2 separate regions of the Homo sapiens genome follow, and region 1 is linked to region 2. Evidence: chromatin loops called from intact Hi-C (ENCODE). Cell type or tissue: dorsolateral prefrontal cortex. All regions are shown on one strand.

The links. Peaks named below come from ENCODE experiments on the same cell type or tissue, not always from the same donor. Only the 100,000 strongest peaks of a DNase experiment are listed, where the experiment ranks them.
Region 1: a loop joins it to region 2, with 2.5 times the contacts of the local background. A loop is called at or near these places in 2 of 110 quality-filtered maps.

Annotation. Positions count from the first base shown.
Region 1 is chr2:210,590,452-210,592,951 of GRCh38, forward strand. CPS1 (carbamoyl-phosphate synthase 1) reads left to right here. Exons shown (of 38, transcript NM_001875.5): 9 at 349-455; 10 at 1,380-1,518; 11 at 2,428-2,500. Among named protein-coding and RNA genes, the nearest start is that of CPS1-IT1, 26 kb to the right of the region's middle. In dorsolateral prefrontal cortex, CTCF peaks have their summits at 1,483 and 1,683; no DNase peak of the experiment used is centred here.
Region 2 is chr2:210,443,870-210,446,369 of GRCh38, forward strand. The region is part of intron 4 of LANCL1 (LanC like glutathione S-transferase 1); the gene reads right to left. All of the region lies in intron 2 of LANCL1-AS1 (LANCL1 antisense RNA 1), which reads left to right. Among named protein-coding and RNA genes, the nearest start is that of LANCL1, 32 kb to the right of the region's middle. In dorsolateral prefrontal cortex, CTCF peaks have their summits at 1,432 (motif pointing right) and 1,635; no DNase peak of the experiment used is centred here; H3K27ac peaks cover 1,407 bases.

The DNA of each region.
Region 1 (2,500 bases), 150 kb after region 2:
GATCATGTCCTTGAGTTAAAAGAACTGGAGTCCAATGGCCAAATGTATTTTGCTTTACAGTTTTAAACCGACAACTCATGGTTCCTTATCATGACCTTGGGACCCATAAGACCTGCAGGTCTCTAAAGAAATATTAAATTAGATTTAGTTTAGTTTGAATGTAAAGTACATCTTAATGAATTATAATGCTACAAATTTGTCAATTATGTCCTTTTTTATATTCTTCTTTAATTCAGTTACTATTCTCTTTACCTTCTTAAGAAAAAAGGATACCTCATTTTTGTTCATTCAGAAGCAACATTTTTTGGAACTGTACTAATTGGTTAATAAAAATTCTCCCTGATTTAGATTTTGGAGAGTGATCGCAAGGAGCCATTGTTTGGAATCAGTACAGGAAACTTAATAACAGGATTGGCTGCTGGTGCCAAAACCTACAAGATGTCCATGGCCAACAGGTGAGGTATTTTCACTTTTGCTTACAGTAAACCAGCTCTGACATACTAACTAAATACAAAGAACTCAGAGCACTTACCTGCCATTTCTTTAGAGTAAATAAATGCACATGTACCCTAAAACTTAAAGTATAATAAAAATAAATAAATAAATAAATAAATAAATAAAATAAAAAATAAAATAAATAACCATACCTTACGTGGTTGACAGTTGTTTGACTACCTGATACCACTTTTGTTGCATTTTTGGAAAGCAGCCTTCTCTAATGATAACCTTGCTATAATTTAAAGTTATTTTCCTTCCCTTGGCATAAATTGAGGTTATAATACTCAATCAAATGATATTCCAAGGGAAATTGTTCTGATTTTAAGCTTGATTTCAGAACATTGTAACATTTTAAGAAGGTAAGTGTGACTTAAGAGCCGAGGAACCTTTAGATCCTCTTGGTTTCTCTTTTTTGCCTCAAACAATATTAATTTATTAAACATCAGGCTTTTTCCCATGGCCCACCCTCTACATAAATTATAATTCAGGTCTGAGCAGTCATCTCTTTGTTATCTCCCTATAACTCTCGGGCTTTAAAATTATTGTAGTTCTCTTAAAGTAAGTCACTTATATTTCTTAGTTTCTGTTAAGCCGGTGAGCAACCCTTTTTGTTATGAGTGCAATGCCCCCCTTTCTAAAACCGATTATAGAATTTAATAGACCTGCGTATTTAACACACAACAAAGCTTCCTGAATTGATTTTTGTTGGGAAAATTACTGGGATTAACAATCTGTGACTTTTCTCACAGAGTGATTTTCACTAAGCAATTGAAATTTTGAATTTTAATAGGCTTTACTTGTTCACTACTTTATAAGGAATACATTTATATTATTCTCTTCACTTTTCCTTTTCCCTATTCTTTTTCTCCTTTTCTCTCCAGAGGGCAGAATCAGCCTGTTTTGAATATCACAAACAAACAGGCTTTCATTACTGCTCAGAATCATGGCTATGCCTTGGACAACACCCTCCCTGCTGGCTGGAAACCACTTTTTGTGAATGTCAACGATCAAACAAATGAGGTAAATGATGTCAATAAACCTGTTCAGTTGGTGATGAGAAACGCAGGGCTTTTAAAAATAATTGATACATAAGCATTGTATATATTTATGAGATACATGTGATATTTTGATACATGCATATCATATGTAATGATCAAATCACACTAGGATAACCATCACCTCATTTTTTATTTCTTTGTATTGAGAACATTTCAAATCTTCTCTTCTAGCTGTTTTGAAATATGCAATAAATTATTCACTCAGAATATTCACCCAGAGTTTTTAAATACACTATGATGCAAATACCTTTCTCCTGTTTGTTTGTGATTTTTTTGGGGTTGAGTGTTGAAAAACAGCTATAGGTTTTCTCCCATAGCCCTCTGTGTTTTAAAACGTCATTTCTCTCTCTTATTCTCTCATCAGTTGACTTGTTAAGATTCACTATTTGAGTTATTAATCAACAACTATCTCATATATTCAATGTTAGTGGGCTGTTGGTCCAAATCTGTTTGAGCCCCATCTGGGTGGGTCTCTGGGACTTACTTGGCACTGGTGTAGTGTTTGAGAAGACCCTTGGAAAAGTAATTTCGGACTTGGGGATAAGATGAGGACTTGAGTTTACTCTGAACAGAACCCAGAGGGGTCCCAAAGACTATAGACCAAATTTTTTATTTATTTATTTATTTTAAAGGAAAACACATTCAGTTGAGTCTTCATTGACCCATTTTCCATACTTAATCAAAAAGGTCAGATATGTAAGTCCTTAAGATATCGGACCATGTTACTTAATAGTACTGTTAGTTACAAAAATTTTGTTAAGCATCTAACTCAGTTTTTAAATTTGAGCTTTATTGTTCCCTGAATAATACATAGCCACACTTGACATTCATTGTTACAGAAGGAATTTCTTCCTGTTTCTTATTCCTTTAGGGGATTATGCATGAGAGCAAACCCTTCTTCGCTGTGCAGTTCCACCCAGAGGTCACCCCGGGGCCAATAGACA
Region 2 (2,500 bases):
AAAATGGTTTTTCATTGGTGGAATGAGTGGTAAAGATGGGCTGGAGGTTTGGAAGATGGTACGGGCTTTCCCACTCTTTGATGAATAAAGTCTAAGAAGGGCTTGAGGGCAATGTGACTTTCTCTGAGCTACAAAAACAGGGTAGGAGACTGTATGTATGTATGTATGTGTGTCTAAAGAGTATCTTCTTCCTAAAGTGTTTGCACAGTTGGCAGAATTGGGCACCCACTTGTGCTTTCATTTGAACATACTCAGAAGGTAGGGGTAGAGCTGAGGGGGTTTACAGCCTTTACTGCCAGTCTCTGGAGACCACCAATATGTACAACAAAAACAAACAAAATCAAACAAAATCCCAAGCAAACAAAAACCTAACAATTGTTACCACCAGGCTATAGATACAGTGAGTGAAAACATCCTAGCTCAGCAAGGAGGGCAGATATGAAAGAGAACAATCTTCCTCTCCCATCTCCCTCTCCACTACTTCCACACGCTTGTGGTGAGGGGGGAGAAAACATTTAAAATGAAGAGGATAGGTTTTAAATAAGCAGAATGAGATGATTTTAGTGAGTGAAAGTGGCTGACAGTTATGAAAGAAAGACTGAGAGAAACTTATGAAGGAGTCTTTAAGGGAACTGCAGGAAAGTGGGGGTTGAAAAAGCATGGCTAGTTGCAGTTAGTGAAACAGTTTAAACTTTTTCATATTATTTCCTCATCAAATTGAGGCAACTCAAATTAGTTAAATATGCAAATGCTGGCTCATCCATTTTTTTCTTCTACAAATATAGGCAACAATTCATAGTGAAACAGTGGTTATCTTAGGAAGAGATATACTGAGAAATAGATAACCAAGAAACTTGGCTAGAGGTTTCTTTCCTTTTTCTTCTAATACATTTTCTTGTATACTTTGACCTTTTTTAAAACAATAGGGCTTATGGATAGAATTATGGGCCATTTTGTTTTCTACTTCGATACCATATATATCTACACACACACACTCCCTTAATTTTTAAAAGTAATTTTTAATTTTTGAATACGAATTTTAAATTTTTAATAAAAACATTTATTAAGAATTTTTTTTCTCATTCCAGAACTGGGAGCTCAGTAACGTTGGGGCCATAAGAAAACAAAATGTGTTTATTAGATACAAATTCAACTGTTACAGTAAACAATGAATATCTCAAGTTTTGATATGAACCTATTTTTAATATAAATGTGTCAAATTATATAGAAGTTCAATATAAAGTACTTTTGACTTACTTTTGCAAAGATTGAAAGAACTATGAAAAAAAATTACTGTAATTTTTTTTAAACACATACTGTTCTATGGAAGTATTACACCGAATTACTGCATTGATTCCAATGATATTCCAACTGAAATAAAATATTTGAACCACGGCATTAACTCCATTCCTTTTTTGCTGATGTTAGGACATACATTACCACTAGGTGGCAATATATAATTAGCATTCCATTTACTTTGCAGCCAAACACATTTGCATTTGCAACATTCAAAGTAGGTAGCAAATACCTTTCAAATATTTATCTAAAATACAGTATTGCTCAGAGCATCTTATTAAAACAATACAGTTTAGGGTAATAAAGGAAGCATATCCCTTTTTTTCTGGATTTGAATTCAAATCACTAAAATTCATTAGTTGGGTTCGATGATTACTAGGACTTAACTGCAAGTTGTACATGCTATATTCTCAAGATATAAGACTAAAAATAAAATATTTATATTAAGATATAAAAATAAAGAAATGATATCACTGATAAATCATAATGGTTATTTTATGTGTTTTCAGAAACTCTCAAACTAACAAGCACTTTGTTGCAGCTTCATTTATTTGTTTTGATATGTTGATATTAATGCAACCCATCTTTAGAAGAGATAGCCAAGTCACTGAAATGTCACTGAAAGAAGAATGAAGACACACAAACAGGATAGTTCTGTTCCTCTCCTCACAGTACTTCCTCAGGGTGTTACTGGGGAGAGTTTTTGGCCTTGTATTATCAAAAGGTTTGTAACTTTAAAAACAGATGTCCAGTGTCTGGGCAGGGCATTTCTGAAAAAAAGGCAGCAGCCCCAGTCAGGGAATTACAGATAAAACCCCTATCTCCCTAGGACAGAGCACCTGGGGGAAGGGGTGGCTGTGGGCACAACTTCAGCAGACTTAAACATTCCTGCGTGCCGGCTCTGAAGAGAGCAGTGGATCTCCCAGCACAGTGCTCGAGCTCTGCTGAGGGAAAGACTGTCTCCTCAAGTGAGTCCCTGCCCCCCTGTGCTTCCTGACTGGGAGACACCTCCCAGCAGGGGTCGACAGACACCTCATACAAGAGAGCTCCGGCTGGCATCTGGCGGGTGCCCTCTGGGACAAAGCTTCCAAAGGAAGAAACAGGCAGCTATCTTTGCTGTTCTGGAGGCGCCACTGGTGATCAATATCAACAAAAAGGACATCCACTCAGAAACCCCATCTGAAGGTCACCAACGTCAAAGACC